3 separate regions of the Homo sapiens genome follow, and all the other regions are linked to region 3. Evidence: chromatin contacts called from ENCODE Hi-C or POLR2A ChIA-PET data. All regions are on one chromosome and are shown on one strand. Each heading gives the region's core, a stretch centred on a gene start or an enhancer-like site at or near the end of the contact. The rest is flanking DNA. Distances are from core to core; before and after follow the strand shown.

Region 1 (4,258 bases), core at 550-3,049, 910 kb before region 3:
AAATTCTGAAACACCATAATGCCTTTCATCAAAATCTAGCTAGTGAGAATTAGGGAGGGAAGTTTCCAAATGCCTTATCTTATAAAGTTAGAAATTGAAAATTCAAAGCCATATTAAGAATAATAAATATTTGTATGACATTCTGTTCAACCATCACTTTTGGATACATCATCCTATTTGATCCTCAGGACAGCGCTCAGATATTGGTACATTTTTATCCCTACTTTAGAGGTAATTCCAGGCTCAAAGACCTTGACTTCTTCAAGGTCACATAGCTAAAAAGTGGAAGAACCAGCGTTTCACCCCAGATCTTCTGATGCTCATCCAATTCTCTTTCCATTACAAGACAATTATTCATTTAAAACCAAATGTTTAGAAACCCAACAAGTCTGATGCTAAAGAAAGACCTAAGGATCAAGTAGATCAAACCTTAAGACTTGGAAAACGCTGAAAGCCGGCTACAAAACATGCTGGAATCCGTTAAAAACGGGGAGAAGAGATTATCAAGAGAAAGGAAATCAAAGAGGAAGAAGGGGGATCTAATCTAAATGTCCTTGGGTGCAGCATAGCAGAATGGCAATATTCAAGTAGAGAATGCAGGGAAACTGCACTTTCCTGTGAAATGTGATTTTCAACGTAGTATTGTAGGTTAAAAAAATGACTGTGTTACTTTACTATAAACGTGTTTGAGAATTTTACTTACGATATAGGCGCTCAGAAAACCAATACCTCTCCAACTGGGTACAACCAGTCCCACATTTTTTCATAAGTCATGATGCTTACCTCCCAAAAAGCCAATTTTTAAAAATCAGAATTCAGCATCCCCTCCTATTCAGATTATAGGTAAAGGGAAGGGTCGGTAGGACGATGGCAAATCTAATGGCCAATGTCTTTCTAGGCGAAAGCATCCTTAAGGGCAGGACAAAGACACCACCACTACAAACGAACCTCGTTCAACCTTCAGAACACGGAGAACAAACCAGTTAAAGCAAAACGAACCAACATTGCAGATACGGGAAAAGGGAATTCCTAAGATGGCTCTCCAAATCCGTGCACTCGGCACCTTTCCTCAGTACAACCGCGAAGGCTACGGGAATGCGCCTGCAGAGTGTGGGAACTCCGGGCGCGGGTGCCCACCCCGCCGACTCCCAGGGCGACCCCAGAACGTTCGTTTCAGGCGGGTCACAGCTGCGCCACCCACCAGACCTGTGCCCCAGCGTCCGACCGCGCACCTGAGAGGACCGAGGAGATGACCGGCCCCAAATGCATCTGCTTCTCCCCGCGGCCGCGGAGGCCGAGCAGGAAGGGCCCGCAGGCGGCCCCGGCCCCGCGCTGACAGCCCGGCGCCGCCCCCACCTGCCCGCCTGGGGGGCGCCGCGGCCGGGCGCGCCCGCCCAGCCACTTCCTTCCCCGCCCGCCCGGCCTCGCACCGGCCCGCGGGGGCTGGGAGCCGCGGGAGGAAGGAGGTTTGGCCAGCGGCCCGCGGAGGAAGCCGCCGCCACCTCCCGCCCGCCCTCACCCACCGGCATCATCGCGGGGAGAGTCCGCGACGCCCTCGGCCGCCGCCTGACAGGACGCTCCGCGCCGAGCTGTGCCCACCGCTCCGGCCGCCTCCTAAGGCCGCGCTCCCGCCGCCGTGCTCTCCGGCCCGGCCGCGGCGAGGCGGCAGCTGCGGCGGGCTGCGGGGCTCTCGCTGGCCCTGTCGCGGCCGCCGGCGCGCTGCGTCGCTGTCCCGGGCACCCGGCCGCCGCCGCCGCCGCCTCAACCTCAGCCTCAGCCTCAGCCCCAGCCCGACAGCCTGCGGCCCGCCCGCCCGGCTCGCTCTTCAGCCCCCGCAGGCCCCGCCCCCAGCGCGACGCCCCGCACGGGTCCCGTAGCCCCCTCTGATTGGCCCGGTGGGAGCGGGGGCGGGGAGAGGGGCGGGGCTTCCCGGCTCCGCCCGCTACCCTCGCTCTCAGCGGCGGCCAGGTGCGTGCGCGTCCGCGCTCCCGGCGGCGGGGGAGGGGCGGACGCGCAGTGGGCACCGGTGGCCTCCCCCGCCCTTGCGTGAGCCCCGACTAGGGAAGACCGCGGACGGTGGGAGGACTGAGGCCCGACAGGGAAGGGCCGGCCCGGGTCCCGCAGCGGATCACGGCAGGGCCGGGACTCGAACCCGGGCTCCCGGGGGCCGACTGTGGGCCGGGAGCGTCCCTGCGGCGACGGCGCGCGCCCGCACTCTGACCGCGGCCTGACCCCCGGCTGCCGGCGCGCCGTGGGGCTGCGGCCCAGAGGCCAGTGGGAGGGGCGCGGGGGGCCCCCGGAGCGAGCATGTGACCCGAGGCCGCGCGCTCGGAACCAGCCCCGGCCCGACGCCCTTGGCTGGCACCTGCTTCTCCCCCACCGGCGTCTTCCGCGGCTCTCGGGGCCGCGCCCCCCGCACCAGCTCCCGAGCCTTGGCCTTCGCCCGAGCGATCTCCCGCCTAGAACCCCGCGCCCACCTGTGCCACCTGTGCCCACCTGCGCCAGCATCCCTCGAGGTCCAGCTCCAGCGTCCCCGGGGAGGGTCCGGTCCTCGTCTCCAGGGCCTGGGTCTCTCCCTGCAGTCCCGTCTCCAGAGGCGCCGCCCCCTCGGGCCTGAGCGCCGGAGTGACAGAGCCCTGGGCAGGGCCCTGAGCAGACCCTCAGTAAAGGCTGCCAGGGGGGTAGGCACCCGCTCGGGGCCCCCCACATGGTGCCATTCGCCCGGACCGCGGCGGAGAGCAGACAGGGGGACTGAGGTGCTCCCCGCGGCAGCACCGAACTCCCACGGGCATCAGAAGGCAAGGTCTGCGGATGGCCCCAGACACAGAAGGCGTAAGCCGCCCTGGGAAGCGCCGGCCCAGTGGAGAAGGCCGCCGCGAGGTCAGGGTCAGTCTGGAGCCTGTCTGGTTCTCGGAGAGGCTTCTGGCTGCTGCAGAGTGGGGGCAGAGCAAGGGAGGAGGCCAGGGAGCTCCCACCAGCCCATTCCTGGGGAGCCACCCCTGTCCCTCAGAGGCCACGGGGGCTCGTGTTTGCGAGTGTGGACTTTCCAGTTAGACAGACTTGGTTCAGCACCGCCTCCGCCACACCCTCGCCTGGGATCCTAAACAAGCCGCATCTTCTCTGCATCGTAGTGTGCTTGTCTCTGTGATGGGAGAGTGTAGGGATAATAGTGCCTGCCTCGTGTCAAGAGGCTTTTTCGGATGCGAGGGATGGAAAGCGCCCAGCACAATTTGTGGCACGTGGTAGCTGTTCCATAAATAGCATTCTGTAGTTGGGCCGTGATTAGCAAGGAGGCTTAGTGTACAGACGTCCCTGGGATTTTTAAACCTATCCACACCTGGGCATGAATGGCTAATGACACCCCTCTTCTGGGAGCAGAGTTTGGAGAGAAGAGGAGGCTCTAGATAATGAGTGATCCTAGGCTGAAAGTCAGAGACATACTTAAGTTCTAATTCTAGCTGCTCTGCTTCTGACCTCCTGTGGGGCCTTAGGCAACTTGCACTCCTTCTCTGGGCCTTGGTTTCCCCAGCTTTGACAGCTGATGTCCCTGAGTCACGAAGGGGTACTTCTGGCCCACGAAGCCTGACAAAGGACAGGTTTTGCCAAGGCTCTTCAGAGAGGTGCCCCCCGGGGTAAGGTGATCCAAATGAGCCTGCTCTTCCAGGAAGGGAAGCATTGGCACAAGGGCTCCCCTCTTGCCTGCAGGACCTGTGGGCACAGACAGTGGCAGCTACCGTGCCTCACACCAAAGCATCCTATATCCTCCAGGTAAGGGTCCATTTGAGGCAGGCTGGTCAGCTCCCCCTCAAGTCCTTCCCGCTGGTCCCCATCCTCCTCTCCACCCAGCCTGCCACCTCCAGGCATCGGCCCATCACCTCCCACCTGGACCAAGCTCATTCATTATAAGCCCACTGCTCTAGCCTCCACGCCCCCACCATTCCCAACACGCCCCTGCCCTCCATCTTCCTGGAGCACACACGGCCCAACCCTGTAAAGCCCTTCTGTGTCTCTCCATTACACAGACCAAAGTTCACGAGCAGCCCATCAGGAATCGCCGTGAATGTTGTTAATGTGCAGTGGCTCACGCCTGTAATTCTACCACTTTGGGGGGCCAAGATGGGAGGATTGCTTGAGGCCAGGCCAGGAGTTCGAGACCGGCCTGGTCAACACAATGAGATCCCCCCATCTCTAAAAAAAAAAAAAAAAAAAAAGGAATCACCAGTAATGATGGGATATAGGCATTAAGGTTACGGAAGAA
Region 2 (4,467 bases), core at 890-3,389, 920 kb before region 3:
TTCAAACTTGAAACCCACCTGCTTCACCAGGAGCTTCCCTAACAGGGCTTTCACATAAAGAGGTCTACTCAGGTATTACCATGAGAAGTCAGCATTACAAAGGATCTTAGCAGTTATTAGTCTGGATTTCTCCTCGCTTTATAGTAAGAGAGTTCATAAATTATGGTTTTATGACAAACTAATAAAGCTTCAAATCACAAGAAATACATTGAAAATTTCAAAACAAAAGTACAAAGCAGTTAAGTTTAGATTATGGTAGGTATAGGCCATGCACAGTGGGGAAGACAGGAGGTTGAGACCAGCCTGGGCAACACAGCTAGACCCTGTCTCTACCAAAAAAAAAAAAAAAAAGCCAGGTGCAGTGGCTCATGCCTGTAATCCCAGCACTTTGGGAGGCCAAGGCGGGCAGATCACAAGGTCAGGAGATAGAGACCATCCTGGCTAACAAGGTGAAACCCTGTCTCTACTAAAAATACAAAAAAAAAATTAGCTGGGCGTGGTGGCAGGCGCCTGTAGTCCCAGCTACTGGGGAGGCTGAGGCAAGAGAATGGCATGAACCCGGGAGGCAGAGCTTGCAGTGAGCGGAGATCATGCCACTGCACTCCAGCCTGGGTGACAGAGCGAAACTCCATCTCAAAAAAAAAAAGGCAAAAAAAAGTAGATTAAGGCTGGGCACGGTGGCACACGCCAGTAATCCCAGCACTTTGGGAGGCCGAGGCGGGTGGATCATGAGGTCAGGAGATCGAGACCATCCTGGTTAACACGGTGAAACCCCATCTCTATTAAAAATACAAAAAATTAGCCAGGTGTGGTGGCAGGTGTGGTGGCACGCACCTGTAGTCCCAGCTACTCAGGAGGCTGAGGCAGGAGAATGGTGTGAACCCGGCAGGTGGAGCTTGCAGTGAGCAGAGATCGCGCCACTGCACTCCAACCCAAGCGACAGAGCGAGACTCCAAAAAAAAGACTGTACTAGATACTTTTTGGGGTGGAGAGTGGAATGTGAAAGCAATGAGATTTTGCAAAAATCTAGATGTGTAGTACAGCCTCCAAAAACATTGAGAAACCCATTTCTTATCTCATGGTAGTGTAAAATTTTGGTTTCAGTAATTCCTAGCACCAGACTTCTCCTCTGAATATTAGCCAATACATCACAAACTGCTAGAAAGTTATAGTATGATATAGTATATATCACACTATAGATCTATAGTGTGATATCTGGTGTATGATATATGGTATATATAATACTATAGATATATAGTATTATAAAGTATATATAATACTATAGATATATAAATATAGATATGATATACTATATCATTAACCATAAAGCTTCAGCTTAAGAGACTTCGATAACAATTGGTTGTCACCTAACAAAAAAAGCTAACAAAACACTGAGGTTCATTTTTCCATTACATTTAATCATGGAACTTAGCTACTGTGACTTTATTACCAAAAGTATAAGCAGCTACTATTGCTATTATAAAAACAGCATTTTCCTCTCCTAGTTATCCCACAGAAGCCTTAGTATCTAACTACCAGCAACTCTCAAAAAGGACAAGAAACCAATTGGACCATAAGGTATTCTCTATTAAGAGTGATTTTTAAGAGTTTGTTCAATTCCAGAGGCAAATAACCAACCACACAAAGAGACTAAAATTGGGCTCTAATGTTTTTGTTTTATGGCAAGACATGGCAGTATAAAAAGCACGGCCGGGTGCAGTGGTTCATGCCTGTAATCCCAGCACTGTAGGAGGCCGAGGTGGGTGGATCACCCAAGGTCAGGAGTTCGAGACCAGCCTGGCCAAAATGGTGAAACCCCAACTCTACTAAAAATACAAAAAAATTAGCCAGACATGGTGGCGGGCACCTGTAATCCGAGCTACTTGAGAGGCAGAGGCAGGAGAATCACTTGAACCTGGGAGGCAGAGACTGCAGTGAGCCGAGATCACACCACTGCTCTCCAGCCTGGGCAACAAGAGCGAAACTCTGTCTCCAAAAAAAAAAAAAAAAAAGTGCAAGAAGCCAAAACCCATAGTGTAAGGCAGTGTTACCTTTTATGTAACATAAATTGGTTACATTTACAGGATCACTCATTCATTCATTTAGGAAAATTTTACTCAGCCCAGCTTGGCCCTGGGCCAGGCTCTGAGCTAACTTCTGCCCTCACTAAACTTGGAGCAGACACAGAGAAAGGACAGCAGAAAACTATGGTACAGAACTGCAGAATGCCACGAGATCCCACAGAAGGGCTGCCTGCTCCAACAGGAAAGACTTCCCAAAGGACGCCACGGAAGGTTAAGACAGAAAGGAGTAAGCCACAGATGGAATGAGAGGGTGGGCAGATTATGTCCCAAGAAGACAGGACAGACTGGAAACAGCAGGGCCGGACTGCTAATCAACGGCAGATGAAAGCAGGACTGAAGAATCCCCCATTAGGAGCTGCTTTCTTCTGTGCCAAAAACTTGACATTCAAAGAACCATACGAAGATTTGGTTGTTTCCAGCCATGCGTCTTCATTCTATAAGGTGATAAAGGTCCTCCTCTTACCTGTCTTCCAAGTACTAAATAGTAATCTTTTTATATTTTTATTTTACTTTTGCTACTCTTTTCTACTCTATTAACAAAGAAGTGGAGACTCTCAAAATAATCCAGTGTGTTAAATATACTGACTGCAAAAAAAGATAAAACCATGAAGTCTCCCCAGACATAGTAGGATTCTAAAGTGTTTCAGAGAGAAAGAGTGGCTTAATTGTAACAGTATTAATTAAATGCTGATAAAAACCATCCTCTCAAAATTTTTCTAATTTTAATTATAAATCTAAATCCTTTATTTAATCACACTACTGCTGTGCTTGTTAATGTTGCAGCGAACAAGGAAACTAGTTACCTAAAGACATCAATTAGAAAGCATCCTCACAAAATGACACTTCAACATTTTTTTCTTCACCTGTGAAAACTTGCTAAATGCCTATGTGAAATTAAGCAATCTCTAAAGCAAGAATGTCTTTGAACTATAGTGAATCAAAATAATTTAATGTTTTTAAAAAAAATTTTTTTTTAATACAGACAAGGTCTTTCTATGTTGTTGCCCAGGCTGGTCTCAGACTGCTGCTGGCCTCAAGCAACCCTCCTGCCTTGGCCTCCCAAAATGATGGGATTACAAGAGTGAGCCACCCATATCCAGCCTGACATTTTAAAGATAATAAATATTTTGAGGATAAAAACACACATCTATAGTGTATAGTTACTATACACAAGGGTCTCACTATGCCACCTAGGCTGGAGTTCAATGATACCATCACAGCTCAATGCAGCCTCAAACTCCTGGGCTCAGGCATTTCTGCCACCTCAGCCTCTAAAGTAGCTGGGGACTACAGGTGAGCACCACCACACCTGGCTAAATATTTTACTATTTTTTTTTTAAACGCAGTCTCCCTCTGTCACCAGGCTGGAGTGCAGTGGCACGATCTCAGCTCACTGCAACCTCCACCTCCCGGGTTCAAGCGATTCTCCCGAGTCAGCCTCCCAAGTAGCTGGGACTACAGATGCACGCCACCATGCCCAGCTAATTTTTGTATTTTTAGTAGAGACAGGGTTTCACCGTGTTGGCCAGGATGGTCTCCATCTCCTGATGTCATGATCCACCCACCTTGGCCTCCCAAAGTGCTGGGATTACAGGCATGAGCCACCACGCCTGGCCTGTATTTTTATTTTTATTTTATTTATTTATTTATTTGAAATGAAATCTCACTCTTGTCACCCAGGCTGGAGCGCTGTGGTGCAATCTCAGCTCACTGCAACCTCTGCCTCCCGAGTTCAACTGATTCTCTTGCCTTAGCCTCCCGAGTAGCTGGGATTACAGGCACACACCACCATGCCCGGCTAATTTTTATATTTTTAGTACAGATGAGGTTTCACCAAGTTGGCCAGGCTGGCCTCAAACTCCTGACCTCAGGTGACCTCCCCACCTCAGCCTCCCAAAGTGCTAGGATTACAGGAGTGAGCCACCTTGCCCAGCCTCTTTTAGGTTCTTTTTATGTAACAACTCATTTAAAACTCGTAAAACCTAATGAGGTAGGTACTACTATGCCCTCCATTTTATAGATGAGGAAACTGAGACGCAGAGAAATTAAGTAACTCACCCAAGATTACAGGGCTAGGAAAAGACAGTGTTGAGATTCAAACCCAGATAGTCTGTTCCAAAATCTGTACTCTTTACTGCCTCCCAGTAGTTTTCCAAACATACAAACCAAGTATTCATAACTGAAAACTACTATAATAAAACCCCAGCCATCTATAATCCTTAAGGAATTAATTCTTATGAATGGCAGCATTCTCTGAATGGCTGGGGATTTAACCCTTCCATCTCAGGCAAAATCTGAAATTGTGTTGTGCATATGATGGCCACTGGCACACATGGCTATTGAGAACCTAGGGTATGGTTAAGCCAAATGAGTTGTGTCATAT
Region 3 (4,512 bases), core at 2,009-4,508:
CAGAATCCTACCCAGCAACCTCTGAGGAACCGGCATGTGGCCTGGGGGACAGCCCCACTCCATAAGCTGCCCGATGTTCTGTATCTGTCCACGATGGTGATGAGACCCTAGGAGAGTTGCAAGTCTGAACACAGGGAAATCTTTAGAAATCCCCACGATCCATAAGATTGAAAACAATCCTCCTCTCTGAGAACTTCATCTATTTCTGGGATAAACCAAATCTGTGTTTAGTCACACGTGACTCCAACTGAGTAACTTTCAAGTCATTTCCCTAAGGCAGAAAAAATTCTCCATTATGCCAGCAAAGTGGCAAGGAAGAGCCAAGAATGCTTGATCCCATCCCCACCACAGGGAACCCTGCACGGCAGGAGGAGAAAGGACATCTAAGCTGGAGACTGGTAAGGTTTCAGCCACCCATGGCTAGGAAAGCATACACTGCCTCTGAGGGGGCGTGGGCAGCTGCAACACGGGAGTCACGTGGGAGGGGTTTGCGGGACTCCAGGCATCACCTCTTCACACCGGAGGCAACACCGATGGAGTCGTGAGAACATAGTCCAGGTGTGTCCAGAATTGGTGGGTTCTTGATCTCACTGACTTTAAGAATGAAGCACTAGGTCCTCACAGTTGACTGTTACAGTTCTTAAAATTGTTATGTCTGCAGTTTGTTCCTTCTGATGTTTGGACGTGTTTGGAGTTTGTTCCTTCTGGCAGACTCACGGTCTTGCTGGCTTCAGGAGTGGAGCTGCAGACCTTCACAAGGAGTGTTACAGCTCTTAAGGCAGTGTGTCTGGAGCTGTTCATTCCTCCCGGTGGGTTTGTGGCTTTGCTGGCCTCAGAAGTGAAGCTACACACCTTCCCAGTGAGTGTTACAGCTCATAAAAAGTGTGGACCCAAAGAGTGAAAGAGCAAAGCCCCAAACATGTGGCAGAACACCAACACGTTCCCACTGCCTGCTCGGGCGGCCTGCTTTTATTCCCTTATCTGGCCCCACCCATATCCTGCTGATTGGTCCATTTTACAGAGGGCTGGTCTGTTTTACAGAAAGCTGATTGGTCCGTCTTGACAGGGCGCTGATTGGTGTGTTTACAATCCCTGAGCTAGACACAGAAGTTCTCCAAGTCCCCACAGAGCACTGATTGGTGCATTTACAAACCTTGAGCTAGATACAGGGTGCTGATTGGTGTCTTTACAAACCTTGAGCTAGACACAGAGTGCTGATTGGTGTATTTACAGTCCCTTAGCTAGACATAAAGGTTCTCCAAGTCCCCACCAGATTAGCTAGATACAGAGTGCTGATTGGTACATTTACAAACCTTGAGCTAAACACAGAGTGCTGACTGGTGCGTCCACAATCCCACAGCTAGACATAAAGGTTCTCCAAATCCCCACCAGATTAGCTGGATACAGAGTGCCCATGGGTGCATCTACAAACCTTGAGCTAGACACAGGGTACCGATTGGTGAGTTTACAAACCTTGAGCTAAACACAGTGCTGATTGGTGTATTTACAATCCCTTAGCTTGACATAAAGGTTCTCCAAGTCGCCGCTAGACTCAGGAGCCCAGCTGGCTTCACCTAGTGGATCCCACACCGGGGCTGCAGGTGGAGCTGCCCGCCAGTCCCGCGCCGTGCGCCCGCACTCCTCAGCCCTTGGGCGGTCGATGGGACCGGGTGCCGCGGAGCAGGGGGCCGCGCAAGAGCCCACGGCAGGGGGGAGACTCAGGCATGGCGGGCTGCAGGTCCTGAGCCCTGCCTCGCGGGGAGGCAGCTGAGGCCCGGTGAGAATTCGAGCGCAGCGCCGGCGGGCCGGCACTGGTGGGGGACCCGGCGCATCCTCCGCAGCTGCTGGCCCGGGTGCTAAGCTCCTCACTGCCTGGGGCCGGTGGCTCCGATTGCGGGGCCCGCCGAGCCCACGCCCACCCGGAACTCACGCTGACCCGCAAGCGCCACGTGCAGCCCGGGTTCCCGCCCGCACCTCTCCCTCCACACCTCCCTGCAAGCTGAGGGAGCCGGCTCCGGCCGCGGCCAGCCCAGAGAGGGGCTCCCACAGTGCAGCGGCGGGCTGAAGGGCCCCTCGAGCGCGGCCAGAGTGGGCGCCGAGAGCGAGCGAGGGCTGCCAGCACGCTGTCATCTCTCACAGGGCGAAGCCCACGCCACAGGACGGGTCGGTTCTGTACCCGCCGGGGCAGGGGAGAGCCGCCTCTGGTGAGCAGAACCCCGGAGAAGGGACGACGCGGGTGCACCTCGCGGCATGGGGACACCAAGTCAGACGAACCCGCTGTGCAAGAACATTTTCCACACAGCGGCGCATACCCCCGCCCGGGGGCGCTCGGCAGCCGCACGCGGCCCTCAGAGCGCAGCCCCCACACGCCTTTACTTCTGGAAGGCGGAGACCGCCACAGTGAGGAGCTAAGCCAGCTGAGGCAACACAGAAAAACCCCCGTTCCTACCCAAAACCAAAAAGCGGGGCGCGGAGGCGCGCGCCTGCGGTCCCAGCTACCGGGGAGGCCGAGAAGGGAGGATCGCCTGAGCCCGGGAGGCGCAAGCTACAGTGAGCCGAGACTGCCACTGCACTCAGTCTGGGTGACAGAGCGAGACCCTGTCTCTAAAGGGGAAAAAAGAGCTAGGAAGAAGCGGGCTGCCTCTTAACTTCGGAGAAGTAAATGAGGAACTATAACCAGTGTCTACCGTTTAGGAACCAAACAAAAGCTGACAGGAATCCCGCCACCGACCCAGCCGCCCCAGACTTTGCCCTGGCCTATCCCGCGCCGCTCCTCAAACTAGACCCGCCCCGACGTCGCCCTGGCCTATCCCACGCCGATCCTCAAACGAGGCCCGCCCCCGATGCACAAGCTCCGCCCTCGTTGCACCGTCCTGACCCTCGGCCTCGCCCCCGCCCCCTGGCTCTTCCCGCGCAGCCGAATGCCGCGACCTGGCTCCCACCCTTCGTCGCTTCGCGCCGCATAGGAACCCCGCCCCTAGTCTCTCCTCCCGCCTATCCTGAGCGGCGCGCGCACAAATCTCTCCCACGGACCCGCCCACCCTGATCCTCAACCTGGCCCCTGGCCTTTCCCGCGGCGTCGAGTCCAGTACACCGACGCACGAGTCCCACCCCCGATCTCTCCCTCGGCCTATCCCGCGCCGCTCCGCGCAGGAGTCCCGCCTCCCACTTCGCCCGCAGCCTATGACGCGCCGCGTCGCTCCCTCTCCTCAAACCCGCTCTCGCCCGCGGATGGGCGCGCAGCTGTGACGTCACGGCGTCGTTGGTAAGGGGCTGGCGGCCGGGGAGCTGCGTAGCTCCCGGCCCCGCGGCCATGCCCAAGCGGAGCTGCCCCTTCGCGGACGTGGCCCCGCTACAGCTCAAGGTCCGCGTGAGCCAGAGGGAGTTGAGCCGCGGCGTGTGCGCCGAGCGCTACTCGCAGGAGGTCTTCGGTGAGTGTCGGGCGGGCTGCCGAGGGTCCGCTGCGTCGGGGCCTGGAACGGGCCGGGCCTCAGCGTCCCCTCTGAGGCCTGAGCGGGGGGCTGGAGGGCCCTGCTTTCTGGCCCCGCGTTCCCGGAAGCTGGGAGGCCGCGGGGACACAAGCTGGCCACGCCCAGGGCTGGGGTCAGTGAGGGGGATGTGAGGACCCCAGCGTTCGCCCACCCTGTCCAACAGCCTGAAAGAAAAGGGTCCCTGCCCCTAGCCCCCGCGCCCTCTTCCACGATCCCGGTTAGTCGCCGCCCTGCAGTGAGCGGCACCCGCCTGGTGCTTTCTCAGGACTGTCCCGTGCAGGATGTCCTGGGAGAGGTTGGGGAGCGGGGCGTCCTGCATGGAGTCAACCCGAAGAGTGCCCCTCCTGTCCCAAGAGGTATTCATGGAGCGCGCGGCCCTGCCAGGCACGGCGGCTTTCTCGGGAGACCAAAGGCAGGCAAGACAGATGTGCCCCGTCTCCCGGGAGCTCCCCAGCCTAGTTGGGGAGACCAGCAGGAGGAGTCGCCACAGGTGGTCGGGGCAGGCACAGGTTTGTGCAGGCGCACCTGCAGGGATGGCACGGAAGGCTTCTTGGAAGAACAGTCTGAGCGGAATCCTGTGGGGGCGAGTAGGAGTTAGCCAGGCAGAGGAAGGGAAGGAAGAGGGCGAGGCAGAAGCCAGGCAGCAGGAGAGCGAAATAGGACTCCGTGTGGCTGCAGTGTCCAGTTCTGGGTGGGATGTGAGGGCAGTGAGCTCCCAGGCCTTCTCTGGCTTTCTCCTGTGGATTTCAGGCGTGTTGATCTTATTGATCATCACTCTGACTGGGGTGATTAATACCCTGGGGCAGGTAAAAAGTGGAGCTTACCTTGCCTAGTGATTGGGACACAAAGTCTGCACCTGTAGAGCAGTTAGAGGATGACCCGGGGTGTGTGATTTACCTGGTGCCGCTTGTGCCTTGGGAATGAGGGAAAGACTCTGCCTCCCGAGGTTCCTCTGTGCGGTGTCTCCAGTGTGCTAGGGCTGTGAAAGCGAGTGCTATTCTGGGCCATGGGGAGGTAAGGG

What was found. Hi-C counts contacts between places; a loop is a spot of excess contacts on that map. ChIA-PET counts read pairs that join two places held with the same protein, here RNA polymerase II (POLR2A). Pooled maps may share reads with other maps.
Region 1: a map of naive thymus-derived CD4-positive, alpha-beta T cell shows a loop between it and region 3 (7-fold over the local background). The contact joins the promoter of PPP1R13B here to the promoter of SIVA1 in region 3. A Hi-C loop is called at or near these places in 2 of 168 maps with a recorded cell type or tissue (ascending aorta and naive thymus-derived CD4-positive, alpha-beta T cell), 1 of 37 single-sample maps with no recorded cell type and 9 of 50 pooled maps. POLR2A ChIA-PET finds 5 or more read pairs at or near these places in 1 of 52 experiments (Panc1).
Region 2: POLR2A ChIA-PET joins it to region 3 with 11 read pairs in HEK293. The contact joins the enhancer-like site here to the promoter of SIVA1 in region 3. POLR2A ChIA-PET finds 5 or more read pairs at or near these places in 2 of 52 experiments (HEK293 and Panc1).

The regions. Positions count from the first base shown.
Region 1 is chr14:103,845,776-103,850,033 of GRCh38, forward strand. It overlaps PPP1R13B (protein phosphatase 1 regulatory subunit 13B), which reads right to left and starts at 1,800. Exons shown (of 17, transcript NM_015316.3): 1 at 1,524-1,800. The coding sequence starts at 1,532. PPP1R13B-DT (PPP1R13B divergent transcript) reads left to right here and starts at 1,946. Exons shown (of 3, transcript NR_038436.1): 1 at 1,946-1,968. RefSeq lists silencers at 1,310-1,509, 1,680-2,119, 2,140-2,269, 2,290-2,359.
Region 2 is chr14:103,826,377-103,830,843 of GRCh38, forward strand. The region is part of intron 1 of PPP1R13B (protein phosphatase 1 regulatory subunit 13B); the gene reads right to left. Among named protein-coding and RNA genes, the nearest start is that of PPP1R13B, 19 kb to the right of the region's middle. Within about 2 kb of position 2,140, at least 4 of the 41 ENCODE cell types and tissues checked have a DNase peak (open chromatin) inside an H3K27ac peak, as active enhancers do.
Region 3 is chr14:104,749,889-104,754,400 of GRCh38, forward strand. It overlaps SIVA1 (SIVA1 apoptosis inducing factor), which reads left to right and starts at 3,259. Exons shown (of 4, transcript NM_006427.4): 1 at 3,259-3,431. The coding sequence starts at 3,314. All of the region lies in intron 2 of LOC107987209 (a long non-coding RNA gene), which reads right to left. RefSeq lists enhancers at 2,285-2,374, 3,078-3,579, 3,225-3,274, 3,285-3,354 and a silencer at 2,755-3,124.